Regions from separate parts of the Homo sapiens genome. Here regions 2 and 3 are each linked to region 1. The links are chromatin contacts, found by Hi-C or POLR2A ChIA-PET in ENCODE. All regions are on one chromosome and are shown on one strand. The core of a region is the stretch at or near the end of the contact, and the rest is flanking DNA. Distances in the headings are between cores, read along the strand shown.

Evidence for each region. A loop is a pair of places that touch in the nucleus more often than their neighbours do. ChIA-PET counts read pairs that join two places held with the same protein, here RNA polymerase II (POLR2A). Pooled maps may share reads with other maps.
Region 2: a loop to region 1 is called in a pooled map, with 2.1 times the contacts of the local background. The contact joins two enhancer-like sites. A Hi-C loop is called at or near these places in 1 of 50 pooled maps. POLR2A ChIA-PET finds 5 or more read pairs at or near these places in 2 of 52 experiments (A673 and MCF 10A).
Region 3: a loop to region 1 is called in a map with no recorded cell type, with 4 times the contacts of the local background. The contact joins two enhancer-like sites. A Hi-C loop is called at or near these places in 4 of 37 single-sample maps with no recorded cell type and 7 of 50 pooled maps. POLR2A ChIA-PET finds 5 or more read pairs at or near these places in 2 of 52 experiments (activated CD4-positive, alpha-beta T cell and activated naive CD4-positive, alpha-beta T cell).

The regions. Positions count from the first base shown.
Region 1 is chr2:190,582,111-190,585,966 of GRCh38, forward strand. The region is part of intron 4 of NEMP2-DT (NEMP2 divergent transcript); the gene reads left to right. It also overlaps a transcript of NEMP2 not described here. Among named protein-coding and RNA genes, the nearest start is that of NEMP2-DT, 49 kb to the left of the region's middle. RefSeq lists an enhancer at 1,130-1,299. Within about 2 kb of position 1,766, at least 5 of the 41 ENCODE cell types and tissues checked have a DNase peak (open chromatin) inside an H3K27ac peak, as active enhancers do.
Region 2 is chr2:190,430,443-190,434,298 of GRCh38, forward strand. The region is part of intron 2 of MFSD6 (major facilitator superfamily domain containing 6); the gene reads left to right. It also overlaps a transcript of NEMP2 not described here. Among named protein-coding and RNA genes, the nearest start is that of MFSD6, 24 kb to the left of the region's middle. Within about 2 kb of position 2,220, at least 2 of the 41 ENCODE cell types and tissues checked have a DNase peak (open chromatin) inside an H3K27ac peak, as active enhancers do.
Region 3 is chr2:190,717,068-190,720,923 of GRCh38, forward strand. No RefSeq gene overlaps it. Among named protein-coding and RNA genes, the nearest start is that of NAB1, 70 kb to the left of the region's middle. Within about 2 kb of position 1,889, at least 5 of the 41 ENCODE cell types and tissues checked have a DNase peak (open chromatin) inside an H3K27ac peak, as active enhancers do.

The sequences.
Region 1 (3,856 bases), core at 516-3,015:
ACCAGTGGCTTACACAACAAAAGTTTATTTTATGCTGCAATGAGAGTCAATTGAGGCCTCTGTTCTACTTAGTCACTCGGGAACCATAAGCTGATAGAGGCTCCATTATCTCTATAAGAGGCTTCAGGGTTTACTGTGGTGTGAGCAAAGACATCTGGAATCAAGAGCTAGTTTTTCTATGCTTTGACCCACAAATAACATAATTCATTTTCCACCTGTATCCCTCTGGCCAGAACTCATCACATAGCTCAGCCTACCTATAAGAGCGCCGGGACACATGAGGGAACAGATGGAATATTGGGAGACCACTGATACTCCTTTTACATATACACCATTATTTTATATGCCTCTAAGGAATAAAAACCCACTATCAATTAAACTATGATGTAAGGCTTTCTTAGAATTAGATATTTGGACATAGACCTTAAAAAAATCATTTATCTCTTTTTTGCATACCAAAGAAGGTAAATTAATCAAAATAAATTAGTTGAAGTGTTCTTTAAAACTTCTGCACATTTGAAGAAGGTTGGCTTCTGATTCAGAGTTGCTGGTATGTGCTTTTCTACAGAGCATCAGACTCTGTACGAGCAAGAGCAGGGGTGAGGAAGCATTTCTTAAAAGAGTGCTCTGTGATAGTCTTTAAGACTTTTGTCTAAACCATGGTCACACAGTATGCAAGTTTTAATTCTGGAGCTTTATCGATCATATGAAGATGTTCGTGGAGGTTTTCTAACAATAACAGATCCTCACTTTTTCCTCAATTGGCCTCAGAAGTTCCATTGTTTACAGATTTGCAGCTGTCTGGTCAGGCCCTGACACTAACAGCCAAGTCACTACGTTTTCAGCAAGCTTGTTATTTAATGGACCAAGTTCTCATATAACTAAGAGGCAACTATCTCATGAATGCTGCTTGGCTAGATGTGATTGTGAGAAGTCATAGATTATAAGACCTATCCTGAAGTCAGAGATGTTGAAATGTAAAAATAGAGTGTGTTTTGGAATCTATTAAATGTCATACTTACCTAAGAGGAGCTTGAACTGAAATGCAGCCTTAACGATTTTTAAAAACTTGATGGGCAGAAGGAGAGAGGGCAACCTCTGTGATTTGAAAGTCATAGGTCTTTTTTTTTTTTTTTTAATCCCTAGAGATGACAGCTGGCAATCACTTTTAGGGAAGATTGTTCTTTCATTTTGAGAAAACAATCAGAATGAGTCATTTAGGTATTCAAACATAAATGAAGGCCTTGTTCTGAATTGGTGATTTTCAGCCAGGGTGACTCTGAGTGGCTAACATCTGTATTTTAACTCAACAGATTTTAAACGCCTGTTTTGTAATCTACAGGAATGTATCTCTGCATGTTGCGTCTTCCTTAGATAAATACTGATTGTCTTCAAAGTGTAAATTTGGATTATACTGGGACTTAAAGTATCACATATTCATTTGGAGATTTGTGTATATTCTTACTTAGAAGCAAAATCTGGCGATTTCATGTAGGATGTGCAGGCAAGATTTGCATCTCCTGCTATCAGACAGACCACACAGAAGAGCAGAACTGGACTTGGTAGAGCTCAACCAGGCCTGGACTGTCAATGTCTGAGAGCCACATCAGGTTGAATCATCTACAGTGTATTGATGTTGGACTGTTGTGTTTTCACGCATTGTCCTAATGGGTGCCATGGGACATGTTCATGGTTTTACTGGTCTTGTAATTTTAGGAAAAGTACTAAGATGCTGGTGCCAATAAATGATAAGTGAAGAAGTAGGCCATTCCCTCTTTGGCGCCTGGCCATGGATCTGTGCTTGGAGTTATGGATATCTTTGGCCTGCTTCCAAGTTTGGGTTGATAGGGATGGGAACTAAACAGGCATATCCCTATTGAGGACTGAGAGTGGGTTCCAGCCTCTCTGGGTTCAGGAGTAAGCTAGCAGTAGTAGTACAAAAATGTGCTTCCCCTCTGTTATTCCCCAGCCTTCAGTTAAACTTGTTAAAAGTGCAACTTTGTCTCTGGGGGCTAGAATGAAGTAAGCGAAGGTCTGTTTCACACTGAGATGACATGACAAAGTGGAAAGTAGAATGCTTTCCTCTGAGGTCAAAGAGGTAGGGTGGCAAATTAAGAGTGAAAGGTTTTTTTCTGCAATCACATTCACAATAGGGAATATGGAAGCCTGAAGAACATGGAAGACCAAAAATTTTCTTTGAAGCAAGCATAAACACTGAAAGAAATCAAAGGAAAAATCCACCATAGCTCCCTGGAACCAGGTCATGGTCAAATAGTGCCGCAAATCTCAGCTGATGTCCTGGGTCCTAAGAAATCACTTTCTCCTAAGAAATCATACTCAGTACAATTATGGGTGTTCATCATGATAGCTCCAAGTCCTCAAGAAAATGTTAAGTTTGTCAAACTTGTGTAAGAGCACATAAAAATTCATGCCACTGCTGAGAAAGACTTTTACACAATTTGTTAATATAAAGAAAATATGGCCAGGCATGGTGGCTCATGCTTATAATCCCAGCACTTTGGGAGGCCCAGGCAGGAGGATTACTTGAGGCCAGGAATTTAAGACCAGACTGGGAAACATAGCAAGGCCCTATCTTTGCAAAAAAAATTTTAAAAATTAGCTAAGTGTGGTGGCACACACCTGTGGTCTCAGCTACTTGGGAGGCTGAGGTGGGAGAATAGCTTGAGCCCAGTAGTTCAAGGTTACAGTGAGCTATGATTACACCACTGCTCTCCAGCCTAAGTGACAGAGTAAGACTCAATCCAACAAACAAACAAAAAACAACAATGAAAGAAAGAAAGAAAGAAAGAAAGAAAGAAAGAAAGAAAGAAAGAAAGAAAGAAAGAAAGAAAGAGACATAATGTACTAGCTTAACTTCCAGTCAGTTGGAAAGCTTGGTTACTGTAGATGTTGATATCCCTGAGAAACCTGGATAACCAGAGATTTGCTGTGTTCAGTCCATGGCACAGGCACTGCAGGACATTTTAAAGACAAACATGGTATTTTCCCTGAAAGCATTTGGAAACGTTCCCTGTGTGTTTCTAACAATGCTCTAGCAGCTCATATGAATCTAACAAGGATGAATTTATCTAAATCTTTCTTTATCCTATTTATATTTGTGGACTATGCAACATCTTGAGGATAATGAGTTCCATATGTTTACTACCCACTGTATAAAGTAATGCCATCTTTTATTTATCTTTAAACTACTTACATAGAATTTCAATGGGTGCCCCTGAATTTTAGCATTCCAGGATTTGAATATGTTCTCACTTTAGGGCTGCCTCTAGCCCATACAGGCCTCTATGCAGATAAGAAACAGCACCCACTCTGGGTGCTTAATTTAGAATGGGTGCTCCCTCTTTCGGACAGATACAGCCTTATGCCAGATGCATGGCTCAGTGAGAGGAGCATGGGCTAGATTTCAACCCCAGTCTAGTCCCCCACCCCCATGTCATGCCCTTGGCTAGGTGCCCTTGCAAAGTACAACTGGTACAGCCATATACAGCAGCCAGGCCTCACCATAGAGGTCCTACAAAGAGTATAGAGTTTTGGTCATATCCTCTCTCAGGTATCATCTCCCTAAAGGATCATAGTCTTTCTGTTGATTCCTAATTTCGATCCTATTGATCCTTCTCTGCCTTCCTCGAGATATGGGGCTCAGGCTGAGGAGCAGTCCAGGCACTCTGCATTCTCCTTGGGACCCTCTGGATCCAGCGACAGTCATCAGGCTGTTGGGCTCTAGGGCAGTTACAAAACAGGGGCCAGAGGAACCAGTCAATAATGGATTCCATTTGTAGAGCTTCAAACAAATAACCCAGAGAGGATCATCTTATAATCATAGCTTAGGTTAATG
Region 2 (3,856 bases), core at 970-3,469, 150 kb before region 1:
AAAGCACATCTTGCACCGCCCTTAATCCATTTAACCCTGAGTGGACACAGCACATGTTTCAGAGAGCACAGGGTTGGGGGTAAGGTCACAGATCAACAGGATCCCAAGGCAGAAGAATTTTTCTTAGTACAGAACAAAATGAAAAGTCTCCCATGTCTGCTTCTTTCTACACAGACACAGCAACCATCCGATTTCTCAATCTTTTCCCCACCTTTCCCCCTTTTCTATTCCACAAAACCGCCATTGTCATCATGGCCCGTTCTCAATGAGCTGTTGGGTACACTTCCCAGACGGGGTGGTGGCCAGGCAGAGGGGCTCCTCACTTCCCAGAAGGGGCGGCCGGGCGGGCAGAGGCGCCCCCCCCACCTCCCTCCCGGACGGGGCGGCCGGCCGGGCGGGGGCTGACCCCCCACCTCCCTCCCGGACGGGGCGGCTGCCGGGCGGAGACGCTCCTCACTTCCCAGATGGGGTGGCTGCCGGGCGGAGGGGCTCCTCACTTCTCAGACGGGGCGGCTGCTGGGTGAAGGGGCTCCTCACTTCTCAGATGGGGCAGCTGGGCAGAGACGCTCCTCACCTCCCAGACGGGGTCGCGGCCGGGCAGAGGCGCTCCTCACCTCCCAGACGGGGTCGCAGCCGGGCAGAGGCGCTCCTCACATCCCAGACAGGGCGGCGGGGCAGAGGCGCTCCCCACATCTCAGACGATGGGCAGCCAGGCAGAGACGCTCCTCACTTCCCAGATGGGATGGTGGCCGGGAAGAGGCGCTCCTCACTTCCCAGACTGGGCAGCCAGGCAGAGGGGCTCCTCACCTCCCAGAGGATGGGCGGCCAGGCAGAGACGCTCCTCACTTCCCAGACGGGGTGGCGGCCGGGCAGAGGCTGCAATCTCGGCACTTTGGGAGGCCAAGGCAGGCAGCTGGGAGGTGGAGGTTGTAGCGAGCCGAGATCACCCCACTGCACTCCAGCCTGGGCACCATTGATCACTGAGTGAACGAGACTCCGTCTGCAATCCCGGCACCTCTGGAGGCCGAGGCTGGCGGATCACTCGCGATTAGGAGCTGGAGACTAGCCCGGCCAACACAGCGAAACCCCGTCTCCACCAAAAAAATACGAAAACCAGTCAGGTGTGGCGGCGCGCGCCTGCAATCGCAGGCACTTGGCAGGCTGAGGCAGGGGAATCAGGCAGGGAGGTTGCAGTGAGCCGAGATGGCAGCAGTACAGTCCAGCTTCGGCTCAGCATCAGGGAGACCGTGGAAAGAGAGGGAGAGGGAGACTGTGGGGAGAGGGAGGGAGAGGGAGAGGGAGAGGGAGCATGAGCATCTTGTTCTTTATTTTCCTAAGAAATTGCCTTAAATTTTTCTTTCATATCATCTCAATTTTTCATTTATGCTATAATACTTATAAATTCCAGAGCTTTTTATTCAAGTATTCCTTTTATCTGTCCATCCTTTTTCTTTAAAAATATACATTATTCTGGTATTGTTTCATAGTTGCATAATCTTCTCTTATTTCTGAAGATAATCATATATTCAAAAGTATTTTCCTTTTTACTTGGCTTCTGATTTCTCTGGACTGATAGTGTTTCCTGTTTTGGTTCTGTTTTTCATGTAACAGACTTTCCTCAAATGTCTTATAATCCTTGGTAATTACTCATATTTAGTGGAAGGTCTTGATAACTCTGAGTTCCTGTGTAGGGTCATTGGGTTGTGTTGTTTAGTTGGAGAGGTTTCAATATAAGCATCTAGAAGTCATTCCTCTTAGGCTAACCAGATTTTCTAGAGAAGAGGCTTTAACTTTCCTGCCTAGAGGATGGAAGTCTTGCCAGCCTCTGGGAACCTCCTGAAGAAAGTGGGATGGGGAAAGGGGCCAAGGCTCAGAATCCAGGATGTGTATGTTCACTTGATGCCCTGCTTTCAGCATGGCACCGTTTACAACTCTGCTTGGTGCTCTATGGCCAGAAAACCTCTGTGTTTCTTGTTTGTTTTTGTTTTTTGAGACAGAGTCTTGCTCCGTCACCCAGGCTGGAGAATGCAGTGGCGTGATCTCGGCTCTCTGCAACCTCCGGCTCCTGGGTTCAAGTGATTCTCTTGCCTCAGCCTCTAAAGTAGCTGAGATTACAGGCACCTGCCACCATGCCTGGCTAATTTTTGTATTTTTAGTAGAGACAGGGTTTTGCCAAGTTGGCCAGGCTGCTCTTGAACTCCTGACCTCAAATGATCCACCCACCTCAACCTCCTAAAGTGCTTGAATTACAGGCGTGAGCCACCGCACCTGGCCAAAATCTCTGTGTTTTACTTTCCAGAGGAAAATAACCTGCATTTGTTTGGGGTTTAGACTTTCAGTCAGCTCTATTTGAGCACCTCCCCAACCCCTGCCACCCCCGCCCCCCAACACACACACACTCTCTCTCTCTCTCTCTTTCACTCACTTACTCACACATACACTCTTTCTCTTACTTGCATATAAATCTAATATAGCTAACTCATGAGCCTTTCAGGGATTCCGAGTAGTAAATTTTATTAGTTCTTGGCTTTCCCTATAATCAACCAAGGTTTTAGTTTTCTCAGATCTACCAAGTCTTTTACCAATTGTTTACTTTCTGCTTTCCGTAATTTTATTTTATTGCTATTATGTGCCCTTTAATCTTTCTAGCTTGAATTATGACTTTTACAGTGTGTGTGTATGTTTGGGTGTGTGTGTGTTTATTGTCATTTTAGTGGGTTCAGGGAAGGATTCAAACTACATGTGTTTAATCTGCTCTCTTTACCCAGAAGTATCACATAATTTTATACATTTGAAACACAAGAAATGTTTCTTTGAATTTTGAGCTCAGGAATTAAATTAATTTAGAAAATAGATTTGAGGGCAAATTATTTTTTCTTTTCAGATGATGAAATGGAATTGGAGCCGCTGAGCTGGATAGGTGAAGGCACTAATGATGAAGGAAAAATAGGTATAGAACATTAAAGAAAGTCATGTATAGCTAAGCAGCAAAAGATTGGATTTTGCTTAACCTTCACATTTTCTAGGAGGAAAAAAATGTTTTTCTTTCACTATTAAGAAAAACCTGATTTGGAAACTAAATAGAGGTGGTGGCCATATACATTGTGAATATAGTAAATTACCGCTGAATTGTTCACTTTCAAAATGGTTAATTTTGTGTTATGTGAATTTCACTTCAGTTAAATTTTTTTTAACCTAAAAAACCGACATGAACATTTTCAAAGCTTACAGCTACATTGACATCTGGCTTTTGGGGATAACAGATAAATTGACTCCTTACACAGGTCTCCTTAAGTTGTGTTCCATTGTCTACCTAGGAGCTTTGTAGAGATTAAAAAATGCTTACAAGTATAATTTTAGAAGGTTTTTCAGAATGTTATTCATTTTGGGAAAACAAAGAGCAAGATCTATTCCAAGGGGTAGCAAGTGAAACTGATATTTTTCTCTAGTAAAGAAAGTGAAAGGAGGCAGGGTGCAGTGGTTCACGCCTGTAATCCCAGCACTTTGGGAGGCTGAGGCAAGAGGATCACTTGAGCCCAGGAGTTGGAGAACGGCCTGGGCAACATGGCAAAAACCCCATCTCTACAAAAATTAGTTGGGCATGGTGGCACACGTCTGTAGTCCTAGCTACTTAGGAGACTGAGGTGGAAGGATTGCTTGAGACTGGGAGGTTGAGGCTGCAGTGCCATAATTACACCACTGCACTCCAGCCTGGGTGACAGAGTAAGACCCTGTCTCTCAAAAAAAAAAAAAGAAAAAAAAGAAAAGAAGGTGAAAGGAATTAACACATATTTAATGTATATACTTCCTACCATCAGAATCTGTTCATTGGAACAACATAATTCTTGATGCACAC
Region 3 (3,856 bases), core at 639-3,138, 140 kb after region 1:
GTTCACGCCATTCTCCTGCCTCAGCCTCCCAAGTAGCTGGGACTACAGGCGCCCGCCACTACGCCCGGCTAATTTTTTGTATTTTTAGTAGAGACGGGGTTTCGCCGTTTTAGCCGGGATGGTCTCGATCTCCTGACCTCGTGATCCTCCCGCCTCGGCCTCCCAAAGTGCTGGGATTACAGGCGTGAGCCACCGCGCCCGGCCGGCATTTTTCTTGTTGCTCTGGAATTGACAACTGGAATCCAAAGCTGAGGCAAAGAAGTGTCAAGGAGCAAACAATTAAGAAAAGTAAATGAATGGGGATCAGGAATCCCTTTCAGGGCTGGTTAAGAAGTGGCTGAACTTCCTCTGCTTCCCTAATCTTCATCTCTACCACCTGCTTCCAGTCCATATAAACAGATCGGGGCAAGAGGAGAGACTGTTGGTGAGTCATCTGCTTCCTTGGGGGGGCTGCAGAGTGAGGAGGTGCTTTTCCTGCTCCCTCCTCACTCACCAATTTGATGTCTGCTTATACGTAGACGGCCTGGCCCACCTCTGTCCAATGTGACAAGTAGAAAAGAGAATTGGAAGGAGGCAGAGAGAAAGGGTAGAGTGCTGCAGCTCCCATGCCTACCATTTAGCATTTGGTGATGGAAGTGTGATTTCACAGATCAAAGGAACGCATAGAAAGCAGCCAGCCTTGAGCCTGTCTCACCCATATCCCACCCAAGAGAACTGGCTGCCAGGAAAGTGGACCCTGGTAACAACAACAACAATAAAAACCAGTGGGGTGAATCACCAAGGGTAGGAGCAGATGGTAGAGACTGTGAAGTGGGAGGCATCTGTGGGGCTTCTGGAAAATTCACATAAGCATCAGTGAGGAAGCCAGTATTTGGATGTCTGCCACCAGCTGCCAGCCCTGGCCAGGCAGGTGAGAAACACTTGTCTGTCTCTCCTGTTCCTCCTCACTAGTCCACACAGATGGGAGGACTGCACAGAATAGAGGAGGATGCTGCCGGAGCAGGTGTGCTACTCCACACCCTGAGTCCCTCTGGTGGGGGCTGGCCAGGGCTGGCGGAGTGGACATTGGTCATTGCATTGGACCCAGACGGAAGCTTTAAATTGGACTTGCGAAAGGAAAATATCTTGGGCTTCCAAAATCACTAAGGAAAACTCAAGCTGGAAACTGCTTAGGGCAAACGTGTCTCGCATTCTATTCGCAGTCTCCCCTCTGCTCACTGAGATAGATTCATATCTGACTTGCCTCCTTTGGAAAGGCTAATCAGAAATCCAGAAGAATGTAACCGTTTGTGTATCAGCTATCTGTGACCTGGAAGCTCCCTCCCCGCTTCGAGTCTTCCTGCCTTTACTTCAAGTCGTCCTGCCTTTCCAGATGGAACCAATGTACTTCTTACATATGTTGATTGATGTCTCATGTCTCCCTAAAATGTATAAAACCAAGCTGTGCCCCGACCACATTGGGCACATGTCTTCAGGACTTCCTGAGGCTGTGTCATGGGTGCATCCTCAACCTTGGCAAAATAAACTTTCTAAATTAACCGAGCCCTGTCTCAGACCTTCAGCGTTCACAGACTATACCGAATCGGGCTGTTAATCTTTGAAAGTGACTGGAACCCTAGAGATCTAACCAAGATATTGTCAGGGAACTCAGCAGAGAGATCGTGAACATGGCAGAACTGAAGGCAAGTGACTGTAGAAAAATAAATTATTTCACGCCTGTACTTCCTACGAACAAGGATTGTTTAGTAAACTAGATGTGGTAGCCACGATTTTCATGATCAACAGAGTGGCAACAGGCAAGACTGAATGATGGGGCTTTGGGGAATTGCACTGGCGATGAATCACCCTGAGATTATGCAGGTGGGGTTTCCCCTGAAGGGACTGGAACTGCTCACTGCCAGCTGTCCTCAGAAGAGGTCAGTCATGGGGCGGGAAATCAGAATGCTGGGACTAGAGTCAGTCTGACTGGATTTCCCAGGAAAGGTGACTGTTGAGTCCCCAGGGCACTTCCTCCTGGAGGGGGAAGGACCTGTGCCTGGCACTGACTTATTCTCTGTTTTCTGTTTCCTTTCCATTGTCCCTGAACCTTTATTGTGATCTGATCAGTGTCTCAAATATTTTGACTTCTGATGTCCTGAGAGGAATTAAGGGGAAAGGTCCACAACCAACCCCTGAGGCAAAGCAGAGGAGGGTTATGACTTCTGTCCTCAGGCCACAGCAGTGGTGGCAGCCACAGGCACCAGCTGAGAACAGCTTTGCCCCAGAGGGACCAGTTTCTGAATACACATGACAGAGCACCTTGAGAGAGTCTCAAGATTCTTTAGCAGAACAGGGGACACTGGGAGTAGGGGCAGAGGGCACTCATTTTTGTCAATAAAACTAGTGTGAGTCAAACTACGATGGCTTCAGTTACACTATAAATAGAATTATCAAACAAGGGGACAAGCTCCTTGTCCCTACAAGTGCTTAAAAAATAAATATTTTTCTTTTAAGGAGTTTTCTAATGGTGTTCCTATGACATTAATTTATTAAACATTTAACATACTTTGCACTTACTGTATATCAAGCATTGTGCTAGGTTCCTTACATACAATTTCTATTAATAACCTGGTTTTGTAGTTGAGGAAACAGAAGCTTACAAAGTGAAATAAGTTGCCTTAGGTCTTGCAAATAATCAGTAGTAGAGACCCCCAAAGGTGAGCACACTAGAATACACCAGCCTAGTCGGGGAGGATGACCATCATGGAAAACCACTCACTGATGGAGATGTGCACAAATTGTTTTGGGCGCATATGACTTAGTGTTATGGGAAAGGGAAGAATAGAGGGAGTGGTCAGAGAAGGTATCTTTTTTTTTTTTTTTCTTGAGACAGAGTCTTGCTCTGTTGCCCAGGCTGGAGAGCAGTGGTGTTCAATCTTGGCTCACTGCAGCCTCCCCAGGTTCAAGTGATTCTCATGCCTCAGGCTCCTGAGTAGCTGGGATTACAGGTGTGTGCCATCATACCCGGTTAATTTTTGTGTTTTTAGTAGAGACGGGCTTTCACCATGTTGTCCAGGCTAGTCTTGAACTCCTGGCCTCAAGTGATCCTCCCACTTTGGCCTCTGAAGGTGCTGGGATTACAGGTGTGAGCCACTTCCCAGGCCCATTCAAGGCTTTTTAAAAGACGTGTCTCCAAGGCTGAGTCTTAAAGATGTGCAAGCAGTTAAAAGAAGAAGGAGGAAGCCTCCTGGGGGCAGGTGAGAGGAGGCTGACACTCCAGACGAAAGGGCCAGCCAAGTGATTCTCACAGAGATAGATCAATAAATATTAAGTTGAATGACAACATGGGCAAAGTCACCTAATCAAGACACCACATAGCTCTGGGGTGACAGGAGGAGACTCCATGCCTGTCAGGATGAAGTGCAGAGGGCGAGGCCAGGGAATGCCGGTGAGGCTGCAGATAGCACAGGTGGCCGTGCGCCAGAGGGAGAAGAAGCAACTGTGTGGACGGCAGAAATGTCTGGAGGTTGTTTTCTGAGAGTGGATCTTGGAATCTAAGATTTCTGAAGTGGAGCACTTCCAGATGAGAGGATCCATGGAGTGATGGCTGGCAATGCTGCCTGAAATGAACAAGTGCTAAGGGTCATTGGAATTAGAGGAATGTCCCAACATTTTGAGGCTATATAGTTTCCTTTCAACACTAAGAATCTATAATTCTATTAATTACCTGGCTTTTCTTGAAATGAATGGATTTGTAAAATGCTTTGGTGTCATACAAAAACAGGTTGCCTAATTAAAAGTTGCTATTGTACTCAGCTTTTCACAAATACACTGCCAGGGTGTTACAATCAAAGCCTGTGATTTTTATGATAGTGCC